Linked DNA regions of Homo sapiens: regions 1, 2 and 3 are each linked to region 4. Evidence: chromatin contacts called from ENCODE Hi-C or POLR2A ChIA-PET data. All regions are on one chromosome and are shown on one strand. Each heading gives the region's core, a stretch centred on a gene start or an enhancer-like site at or near the end of the contact. The rest is flanking DNA. Distances are from core to core; before and after follow the strand shown.

Region 1 (2,700 bases), core at 100-2,599, 8.6 Mb before region 4:
GTGTGTGTGCGGATTCGTTGTTAGGATAGAGAAAAACAGTTTTTAAAAGACACAGGAGGAGAGAAAGAAGAAAAAGCTTTCTCCACCTTCCGTCGGCTCGGTGCAATGGCTTTACGGCTCTCCAGCATAGTAAGCCCCGAGAGGCAGGCGGCTGTCGATGTTTACAATCGCGGGAGCTTCGGGTGCAAGAGTCCTTTCCTGACACAATCGCATTCAATCAACTATTTTAGGGCGAAATTGCAGGTGTCATTATGGAATTTAAAAAAATTCAAAAGGCAGGCGGGCGGGCAGGCAGCTGATCCAACAACGGGGGAAGAGGTTGCCGATCGGAGGCGCGGCAGCACAAGGCAAAGCCTTCCACATTTACGGGGGGAAAAAAAGGGGGGAAAGGGGAGGAGAAGGGGAGTGCGATTGCAACAGAGGGTGGGCGTTCGAAGTGCGACCCAGAATCCGCAGCTCCGAGACTTCCACATGCAAATTCCACGCCGAGCGCCGCGCTCACAAATGATTTTTAAAGAGCCAAATAAACACTGGATGGGATCCAAGGCGAGAGAGAGACGATCCAAAAGGGGGAGAATCGGCGAGAGGCGAACGGCGGGGAGACGCGAGGGAGGGGCGAAGTCCCGGCGGCGGGAGGAGAAAGTTGGTCGGCGGCGGAGGTCGGGGACCCCCCCCCTTCCCCGGCACAGCCCCCTCCCCGCAGCCCGGCTACTCACCAGCGAAAAGAGGTTGGAGTGACAATCCTCCAGGCTCGCCCCGTTCGCCACCCAGTTCGCTGCCGCAGTCATGATCCTCCGCGAGCCCGGCCGCCAGAGCGGGGCATGTCGGAGCGAGGCGTCCGAGGCGAGGCCGGGCCGGGCGGCGGCGCCTCGCCGGGGAGCGCGGGGCGGCCGGGCCGCCGCCGCCGCCGGGGGAGGGCGCGAGGGCCGGCGGGCAGGCGGGAGGCGCCGCGGCGACGCCGCGCCGGGGGCAGCGGGCCCGGGCTGGCGGGGGGGGCGCGCGCCCCGGGCCGGCGCTGCGGGCCGGCCACCGCCTCCGCCTTCCCTGCTCCTCAGCCGCCGCCGCCGCCGCTGCTGCCGCTGCCGCCGCCTTGTTTATCTCCAGCCACCGACTCCCCCTCGGCCCCCGCCGGCGCGCGAGGGGAGGCGAGCCCCGGAGCCGCCGCCGCCGCCTCGGAGCCGCCGCCGCCGCGGAGCGCGAACTCGCGAAGGGGGGGGTGCGGACGAAGCCAGCGGGCGACCCCGGCAGCCGAGCGACGTCCCCTCCTTCCTCTTCCTCCCCCACCCCCCCCTCCTCCCCAGTCAGCCTCGCTTCTCCTCCCTCCCCGGGCTCGCTTGCTCTGACAGCAATGGCGGCCGCCGACCGCGGCTCGGCCCGCCATTGGCTGGCGCTTGGTCACGTGACGGGCGCCGGCCGCGCGGGGGGAGCGAGGGGCGGGCGGGGGAGGGGTCCGGAGTGGCGGCGGCGGCGGCGGCTCGCGGGAGGCGCTGCTGAGCTGAGCGCGGCCGGGTCCTCCGGCCGGGAAGAGGGAGGGAGGGAGGCAGAGAGGGAGAGAAAGAAGTGCGGGCGGCCGGGCTCCCCGGCGGGCGGCGGACTGCCGGCCCGTGGCTGCCGTGGGCTGCCCCTCGTGGCCGCCCCGCCCCCTCGCGGTGCACTGATCGTGGCGGGGCGGGACCGTGGGTCCCGGGCGCGCCCGTGGTGGCCGCGGAGGAGGGCGCGGGACCCCCGGCCTGTGCCCTCGCAGCCCAGGCCGGCTGGCGTGGCGCGGCGGCCGCGATGTGGGCCAGGCAGCGGGTCCGAGTGCCCTGGGGAATGTGTCCTCAGAGGCTCGCGCCGCCGTCCGCCTTTTGCAGAGGAGAAAACTAAAGCACAAAGGGATTAAATCACTTGCCCGAGGTCGCACACTTGGGAAGAGGAGTCCAGATTCGAACCCGCGCACAGTGAAGCCAAGCTCTTGGACAAGGTTTCACAGGCTTCGCCCAGGGATATTCACGGCTGCCATAGACGGAGCGCTTACTGTGTTCCAGACACTGTGCGTTTAATACAGAAATGTTTATTGAGCCCTTACTCCTAGTTACTGTGTGCACTCATTCATTCATTCATTCATTCATTACATAAATGTTTCCTGAGCTCCTGCTGTGTGCCAGAATCTGTTATAACTTCCAGGCACTGTGCTAAGGCCGTGTTGGGAGCAGACCCTTCTTCCTGGCGTCATTCATTGGATAACCAACATTTCCTGAGTGTATATGGCCTGGGAGTCCGGAGGAGTGCTGCTATGAAGAGAAGCTCTCCCAGTCCTCAAGAAATGGATCCCCGAAAAGGGGGAGGAGAAAACAATGTCTTCACTAATACGCCTCCAAACATGGAACAATCAGCTGTTTCAGGTAGATTAAGCTAAAAGAGGAAGAGTGGATGGCTGGCACAGTGGCTCACGCCGGTAATCCTAGCCGAGGTTTAAGACCAGCCTGAGCAATGTAGCAAGAACCCCCGTCATGACAAAAAAAATAAAATACAAAAATACAAAAATTAGCCAGGCGTAGTGTGGCATGTGCCTGTAGCCCTAGCTACTCGAAAGGCTGAGGTGGGAGGATAACTTGAGCCCTGGAGGCAGAGGCTGCAGTGAGCCCAGTGAGCCGAGGTCGCATCACCGTACTCCAGCCTGAGTGACAGAGAGAGGCCCTGTCTCAAAAAAAAAAAAAA
Region 2 (2,700 bases), core at 53-2,552, 6.6 Mb before region 4:
GGACCTTTAAACTCGCTTTAAACTCTACATGATGTTTCCTGAAAGAAAAGGCATGATAGCCCATTCTACTAGGAATAGTGACTTGGTTGCTAGAGTTTGGATTATTTTCTCCAGAATTAACATGAGAACACACCAGGATTTGTGTCCTGAAGGATACGAATTGCAAAGCAATTCAAACTGATTATCAAACTTTTAAAATCCAACAAAATGTCAAAAATATTATATCCATTTCAGAGTCTAATTAGGAAAGATAAAATGGAGAAAAGGAATAATTTATTAAAATTAATATTAAACATCTGTCAAAACCATCATGAGAAAAAGGACTATATTCTGTATCAAGAGTTATCTTCCATATGTCCCATACTTATGGGGGGGTTGGAAGAGCAAGATTTTTATATCAAAATATAAAGCTTGTTATATTCTATGACTTTGGTTTTTTCTAGGAAGGTCATTCTCTGTGCCCTCTTCTTAAAATGGAAAGTAACATTCAATTAACTACTGCAAAGCTAAATAAAAACAAGGGACATGGAACACAAATACTCCCTTAATTCTGATTATTTCATATATAGATCCATGATAACTTCTGATATAATAGTGGTAAAAACTTAAGATTTGCATAAAGATTTGTATATAGCCACTTCCGCCAGGACTCAGAAATGAAACTCTGGTATAACCAAAAACATAAGGTAGAGCATTGGTTATTTGCCTTTTAAGTTTCAAAAATAATGACAAGAGAATGATAATATACCATCAATCTTTCCATTCAGTCAGAACTCTGTATCAACAACAACCCCAAAAATATGTGGATATCTTCAATATTTTGGAGGAAAAATACATCAGGGGTTCAATGATGCATGCTTTCTAGAAAATAATGACAGAAGTCCTAAAATCTGAACTCTCATTTCCTGTCTTCTTTTTTCACAATTTATTTATATCTAGAGATGTGAGGATGAGAAACAAAATAGAACCCTCACTATAAAAAGTCAAAGTGACAGATGAGAAAATAAAAGTTAAGATTACATTCAAGTCTATAAATAAAATTGTTTCAAAGTTGTTTGCTTAAGTTATATTAGAACAGTGAGGTCTGATAGGTCTTTACGTCTTTTGTCTGTAACAATAGTTGTGTTTTTATATATGCCAATATAAATATATCTATTGGTGGTAGAAACAAAAGTCCCATTTCTAAGCGAGTTTTAAAATATGCCAGAGCAGCTTTGTATATTTTTAGATAGTGTTCAGATTCCTGACCCAAACTACATTATCATAACTCAGGCCTCAGGCACTCTCCAGATGGTTAAGATATGGTGTAAGTGTATGTGCGTGTCTGGCTGCAGTTGATAGTTGGGCAAAGAGGAAACTATCACAAAGAGGAAGTATACTGAATGGCAGCTCCTTTAGGTTACAAAAGAAGATAGCTGCTAATAAAACTTTAAATGTGTTGATTGATAAAAAACGAGAAGAAAAAGAAACCAAGAAAAAAAAATTCAAAAAAAGAGGTAAAGAGGAAAGGGAAAAGAAAAAGAAAGAAGGAAAGAAGAAAGAGGAGGACAAAAAAAAAAAAAGGTAGAAAGAGCCAGAAAGGGGCAGAAGGTTAAAAAGGCAATCTCAGTGAACGATGATCCTTTGGTTTGACAGTACCCATTTATCTTTATGAGGTTCATAAGTCTGAAACTGCCATAAACTGTGTGAAAATGTGGGACATCTGTTTCCTTTGGTATGAAGAACAAGAATATGGAATTTATCTCATCTATGCCCAACTGCCACCTACCAAAAGAAAAACAAGTAACACAAAACTCTAGATTATGGCATACACAGGTCTGCAGTCTCGTTTTATATTAGAAGGCAGAAATTCTAGAACAACATATACTACATATGATTAGTATTTTTAAACAGTGACTAATTACTAGAGAAAATAAATGTAATTTGGAATTCAATTCCATTTCCTCTAGAACAAGGTCTGTAATACTTAACCTTTGATTACTGAATTGACTTAGAGAGGGAATGAATGTAAGAGGCATACAGCATGGAGTCCCAGAAAATGCTAACACCAGGCTGAATTAAGAAGTAAGGAGCCAGGTTCTGCCCCCAGCTGCACCATTTGCCAACCCTGTGACTTTGGGCCCACTGCTTACTCTAAAATGAGAATAATGGCTAGGCATGGTGGCTCGCACCTGTAATCCCAGCACTTTGGGAGGCCGAGGTAGGTGGATCGCTTGAGGCCAGAAGTTCGAGACCAGCCTGGCCAACATGATGAAACCCAGTTTCTACTAAAAATACAAAAATTAGCCGGGCATGGTGGCACATGCCTGTAATCCCAGCTACTTGGGGGGCTGAGGCAGAAGAATCATTTGAACTGGGGAGGTGGAGGTTGCAGTGATCCAAGAACATACCACTGCACTCCAGCCTGGGCAACAGAACGAGACTCTTATCTCAAAAAAAAAAAAAAAAAAAAAAAGAATAATATCTGACTTTACAGTAGTCTTAAGGATGAAATTTAAAAATGCATGTAAAAGTGCTTTATAAATTGCTATAAATATATTATTAGTATTAATAAATAAAAGCATTTTGAAACCTATGAAGGTAAAGTATGATTATCACATTACAAATACATGAATTTTTTTTTTTTTTTTTGAGATGGAGTCTTGCTCTGTCACCCAGGCTCGAGTGCAATGGCACGATCTCAGCTCACTGCAACCTCCG
Region 3 (2,715 bases), core at 164-2,663, 5.7 Mb before region 4:
GTACATCTGTGAGTTGGCTACTGTTATGTCCGTTTATAAGGAGGAAAACTAACAACCTGGAGGTGCCTGGGAATAATGTTACTGCCTATAAAGATGCTTTGATTGACCAAACATTAATCGGATTTCTGAATCTTCTCCTAAGCCCATCAGTGAGGTTCCTTATAAAAATTCAGTTTTGGGCCAGGCGAGGTGGCTCACGTCTGTAATCCCAGCACTTTGGGAGGTGGAGGCAGGTGGATCATGAGGTCAGGAGTTCAAGACCAGCCTGGCCAAGATGGTGAAATCCAACTCTACTAAAAAATACAAAAATTAGCCGGGCACGATGGCGGGTGCCTATAATCCCAGCTACTCGGGAGTCTGAGGCAGAAGAATCGCTTGAACCTGGAAGGCGGAGGTTGCAGTGAGCGGAGATGGCGCAACTGCGCTCTAGCCTGGGGGACAGAGTGAGACTCTGTCTCAAAAAAAAAAAAGAAAAGAAAGAAAGAAAAATTCAGTTTTGGCATGAACTCTGCTAAGTCTGTTTAGTAGCAACCACCCATCTTCGATTTCTGATCACCCTCGATATCTGATTAGTTTCCTCATCCTCCGCGGTCCCCCAGGTGATGTCTGAGCACCCTGGCCTGTCTTCAGCAAGAATCCTCTTAGGTTAGCTGAGCCCGAATCCCTCTGACTCCTGGACTTCCCTCCTAGTAAATTTCCATTCGCTGACCCCCCACCTGCTTCTTGGCTACAAATTCACACTTACCCATGACCTACTGGGAATCAAGTCTAATCTTTCTCCCTCACTGCAAAATCCCATTGCAGGGGTCCCTACATCTATGGAGAAAGTTTCCCTGCCCAGTAAAGTCTTGCTTGTCATACTTTAACAAGCGTCATATGAATATATATATACACATTAAAAAAATTTTTTTTTTCCTTTACCAATCTCCCCAGAGGGCATTGAGGCTCTAGGAGCTTGGCCATCTTGTAAGTGGGGATTGCAACCCAGGGCCATCCTTCAAATCCACTGGGCTCCTGTCTCTCTCTTCCCTTTCTGCAGGTCCCCAGGGGAAAGGCAGGATACGACACGCTCTAGGGAAGGTATTTCCAGAGGGTGACCTGAGCCCTCAGCCAGGCTCGGGGTTATTAATAGCCAGGCCTTAGTGCCCCGCTCGGGGAGGGCGGCTCCAGCTCCTGGAGCAAGAGGAGGGCGGAGCTGAGCGGAGTGGCCAGGGGAGGAGAGAGTGTCCGGAGAGGCCGGCTGAACTTGGACGCGGCCCCTCCCAGCTCCCCCCACAGCCCAGCTGTTCCCTCCGCGGATTCTCCGGGGCTGGTTCATCACCTCCGAATATTCCTGTGACAGGAGACGCTTGCAAAACCCGCCTCCAGCCTCCAGCAGCAAATAAATAGAAGGCTTGCAGCCCAGAAGGAGCCAGAAGAAGTTTCTAGGCGCGCGTGCCCTGGGTTTATTAAGCTCCTGGCTCCGCTCTAGACCTCAGCGGTTCTGGCTGCCAGCCTGGGCAGCCTGGGAAGCCTGGGAGGACGGTGGCTTGCCGGTCTGTCGTGAGGCAGTGCGGACGGGGACCCTCTGGGATTCTGCTGGATCTGCCCCGGGGGTTACCTTTGGGGGCTGGGACCCCAGTCGAGGGGACACAACCGTCCCTGGCAGTGGTTGGTTCTGCTTCTCCCTGCAGAAAAGCAGCATTTTCGGAAGCTGAAGAATAAGCTAGCCCAGCCACACCACCTTGTTGTGTGACCTTGGGCAGGTGGTTCTGTCTCTCTGAGCCTCTGTTTCTCTCTGAGCTGAGCAGCCACCATGGCTGACGGTCAGATGCCCTTCTCCTGCCACTACCCAAGCCGCCTGCGCCGAGACCCCTTCCGGGACTCTCCCCTCTCCTCTCGCCTGCTGGATGATGGCTTTGGCATGGACCCCTTCCCAGACGACTTGACAGCCTCTTGGCCCGACTGGGCTCTGCCTCGTCTCTCCTCCGCCTGGCCAGGCACCCTAAGGTCGGGCATGGTGCCCCGGGGCCCCACTGCCACCGCCAGGTTTGGGGTGCCTGCCGAGGGCAGGACCCCCCCACCCTTCCCTGGGGAGCCCTGGAAAGTGTGTGTGAATGTGCACAGCTTCAAGCCAGAGGAGTTGATGGTGAAGACCAAAGATGGATACGTGGAGGTGTCTGGTAAGTCAGGGGCAGGAGGGAGAGAGAATGGGGAGGCCGGGATGTAGCCCTCAGCCCTGGGAATAGCCAGAGAAAGTTTCCTGGGAGCTGACGTTGGGACAGTGTGACACAGGTGACCTCAGGGCTCAGGAATGCAGCCTGCAAAGTTATCTTTACGGAAAACTTCTCTCCCGGCTCCCAGCAGAGATCTTAACCTGCCTGACTCAGCTATTGGGGCCTCTGGGTGCTCATCAATCATGGTACAGACAGGAAAATAGAAACCATGTTGGATATTTTGACAGAGGGCATTTAATATAAAGAATAGGTTAAGCAGATATCAAAGAATTAAAAAACAAAGAAGAAACGGGATTTTGTGCACTCCAGCATCATAACAGAGTCTAGAAGTGCACGTTAAGGCTGAACAATGATAGTGTTAATAACCGCAACTGGTTTCCGGTGAAACACCTCTCCTTGTCCCAGACAGGGAAACTGAGGCTTACCAGTAATTGTAGTAACACTAACTGGTAACTCTGAGTGCTAACTATTCGCTCAGCACTTTGCTAACTGCTGTTGC
Region 4 (2,700 bases), core at 1-2,500:
CTTTCCGGCAAAGATCAACCTCTGCTGGTCAGGAGGAATGCCTTCCTTGTCCTGGATCTTTGCTTTGACGTTCTCGATGGTGTCACTGGGCTCGACCTCAAGGGTGATGGTCTTGCCAGTGAGTGTCTTCACGAAGATTTGCATCCCACCTCTGAGACGGAGCACCAGGTGCAGGGTGGACTCTTTCTGGATGTTGTAGTCAGACAGGGTGCGCCCATCTTCCAGCTGTTTTCCAGCAAAGATCAGCCTCTGCTGGTCAGGAGGGATGCCTTCCTTATCTTGGATCTTTGCCTTGACATTCTCGATGGTGTCACTGGGCTCAACCTCGAGGGTGATGGTCTTACCAGTCAGAGTCTTCACGAAGATCTGCATTGTCTAACAAAAAAGCCAAAAACGGCCAGAATTTAGCGGACAATTTACTAGTCTAACACTGAAAATTACATATTGACCCAAATGATTACATTTCAAAAGGTGCCTAAAAAACTTCACAAAACACACTCGCCAACCCCGAGCGCATAGTTCAAAACCGGAGCTTCAGCTACTTAAGAAGATAGGTACATAAAACCGACCAGAGAAACTGACGCCTCACTTATCCCTCCCCTCACCAGAGGTCCGGCGCCTGTCGATTCAGGAGAGCCTACCCTAGGCCCGAACCCTGCGTCCTGCGACGGAGAAAAGCCTACCGCACACCTACCGGCAGGTGGCCCCACCCTGCATTATAAGCCAACAGAACGGGTGACGTCACGACACGACGAGGGCGCGCGCTCCCAAAGGTACGGGTGCACTGCCCAACGGCACCGCCATAACTGCCGCCCCCGCAACAGACGACAAACCGAGTTCTCCAGTCAGTGACAAACTTCACGTCAGGGTCCCCAGATGGTGCCCCAGCCCATCTCACCCGAATAAGAGCTTTCCCGCATTAGCGAAGGCCTCAAGACCTTGGGTTCTTGCCGCCCACCATGCCCCCCACCTTGTTTCAACGACCTCACAGCCCGCCTCACAAGCGTCTTCCATTCAAGACTCGGGAACAGCCGCCATTTTGCTGCGCTCCCCCCAACCCCCAGTTCAGGGCAACCTTGCTCGCGGACCCAGACTACAGCCCTTGGCGGTCTCTCCACACGCCTCCGTCCCACCGAGCGGCCCGGCGGCCACGAAAGCCCCGGCCAGCCCAGCAGCCCGCTACTCACCAAGTGACGATCACAGCGATCCACAAACAAGAACTGCGACCCAAATCCCGGCTGCGACGGAACTAGCTGTGCCACACCCGGCGCGTCCTTATATAATCATCGGCGTTCACCGCCCCACGGAGATCCCTCCGCAGAATCGCCGAGAAGGGACTACTTTTCCTCGCCTGTTCCGCTCTCTGGAAAGAAAACCAGTGCCCTAGAGTCACCCAAGTCCCGTCCTAAAATGTCCTTCTGCTGATACTGGGGTTCTAAGGCCGAGTCTTATGAGCAGCGGGCCGCTGTCCTGAGCGTCCGGGCGGAAGGATCAGGACGCTCGCTGCGCCCTTCGTCTGACGTGGCAGCGCTCGCCGTGAGGAGGGGGGCGCCCGCGGGAGGCGCCAAAACCCGGCGCGGAGGCCGCTGCACCGGGAGCGGGTGGGCGGCCCGCGTTCCTTAGCCGCGGCTCCGCGGCCCCTCCCCTCAGCCCCCGCGGTCCCCTCGGGTCGCGAACCCCGCGTTCGGCGGACGTGGGGCACGCAGCGAGCGCCTTCTGCAGAGTCGGGGTCTCCCTCCCCTCCCTCCTGACCCGCCCTGGCCCACCCTGCGAGATGGACGGGTCTTTATTTTTGGGTCACATTTGAGGTAATGACGGGGCTTCCTTTGCTCAGCCCCCTTCAACCTCCCTGAGCCTCCCAGGCCGGTCGCGGGGGGCTCCCGGGGCCGCGGGACAAGGACAATGACTCGGCAGATCTCAGGGCGGGCGTGGCCCTAAAGCTGGGGAACGCTCGAGAACTTTCCAGGGGAGACACTGCAGAGGAGCTGGGTGTCCAGGTTAAATTTGGAAAAAAGAGGCGGAAACCCCACACAGTTTTATTTTAGCTGGAACGCAAGGCTGAGCGAACGACATCCTTCTAGACTGTTCTTCCACCTTCCTGTACATTCTGAGGGCCAGGTATGGAAAGGTCCTACTTGATGCCAACAGGGAGGCATGGAAATTTCTCTGGTTTCAATGGGTACGATTATTGTAAGCAGGATCCATTCAATAATCGGACCCATTTAAACCGGAGATTTTAAAAGACAGGAATAGAATCCCAACCTTATTTCAGTGCAGGGTAGGGTGTCAAATATGAAATGTAATTCTACAGGGCAATTCTATTTTGGTAAAAGAAGTGGGGAGAAAAGCATCACCAGCCAGCTTTTTAAATTTTTACCACAACCTATTTTGTGATCCCTACGTGTCATTTCTTCAGTATATTTTTTAAATGTTTTAAAATATACGAACATGGTGAGATTTTTTAAATGTGTCTTTTTAAAGTGTACAGTGAAAAGTCTCCCTCATGCCCTCAATTTCCCAGCCACTGTTCCTTCTGGACTCTTCTACAAATAGTCCCTGTTTCTACAAATGTATTGGAGGTAGGGAGGCTATTTTGATTTCTACCCTTAAAAGCTTCAAAAAAAAGAGAAAAAGAGGCTACCAACTGAAAAATATTTTGCCATTAGGAAAAGGCTGCATTCTTGTTTTAAGTTATGAACA

Evidence for each region. A loop is a pair of places that touch in the nucleus more often than their neighbours do. ChIA-PET counts read pairs that join two places held with the same protein, here RNA polymerase II (POLR2A). Pooled maps may share reads with other maps.
Region 1: a loop to region 4 is called in a pooled map, with 5 times the contacts of the local background. The contact joins the promoter of MED13L here to the promoter of UBC in region 4. A Hi-C loop is called at or near these places in 2 of 50 pooled maps. POLR2A ChIA-PET finds 5 or more read pairs at or near these places in 2 of 52 experiments (PC-9 and activated CD4-positive, alpha-beta memory T cell).
Region 2: a map with no recorded cell type shows a loop between it and region 4 (15-fold over the local background). The contact joins the enhancer-like site here to the promoter of UBC in region 4. A Hi-C loop is called at or near these places in 2 of 37 single-sample maps with no recorded cell type and 1 of 50 pooled maps. POLR2A ChIA-PET finds 5 or more read pairs at or near these places in 1 of 52 experiments (GM10248).
Region 3: a loop to region 4 is called in a map of ascending aorta, with 8 times the contacts of the local background. The contact joins the promoter of HSPB8 here to the promoter of UBC in region 4. A Hi-C loop is called at or near these places in 2 of 168 maps with a recorded cell type or tissue (ascending aorta and transverse colon) and 7 of 50 pooled maps.

Annotation. Positions count from the first base shown.
Region 1 is chr12:116,276,344-116,279,043 of GRCh38, forward strand. It overlaps MED13L (mediator complex subunit 13L), which reads right to left and starts at 1,350. Exons shown (of 31, transcript NM_015335.5): 1 at 717-1,350. The coding sequence starts at 788. RefSeq lists silencers at 1,179-1,648, 1,699-1,758.
Region 2 is chr12:118,329,214-118,331,913 of GRCh38, forward strand. The region is part of intron 1 of TAOK3 (TAO kinase 3); the gene reads right to left. Among named protein-coding and RNA genes, the nearest start is that of TAOK3, 42 kb to the right of the region's middle. Within about 2 kb of position 1,303, at least 6 of the 41 ENCODE cell types and tissues checked have a DNase peak (open chromatin) inside an H3K27ac peak, as active enhancers do.
Region 3 is chr12:119,177,518-119,180,232 of GRCh38, forward strand. It overlaps HSPB8 (heat shock protein family B (small) member 8), which reads left to right and starts at 1,414. Exons shown (of 3, transcript NM_014365.3): 1 at 1,414-2,162. The coding sequence starts at 1,796. RefSeq lists an enhancer at 1,017-1,766.
Region 4 is chr12:124,913,400-124,916,099 of GRCh38, forward strand. UBC (ubiquitin C) reads right to left here and starts at 1,251. Exons shown (of 2, transcript NM_021009.7): 1 at 1,188-1,251; 2 at 1-375. The coding sequence starts at 372. MIR5188 (microRNA 5188) reads left to right here and starts at 2,148; the gene lies at 2,148-2,260. RefSeq lists enhancers at 548-1,505, 830-1,279, 2,604-2,700 and a silencer at 1,490-1,829.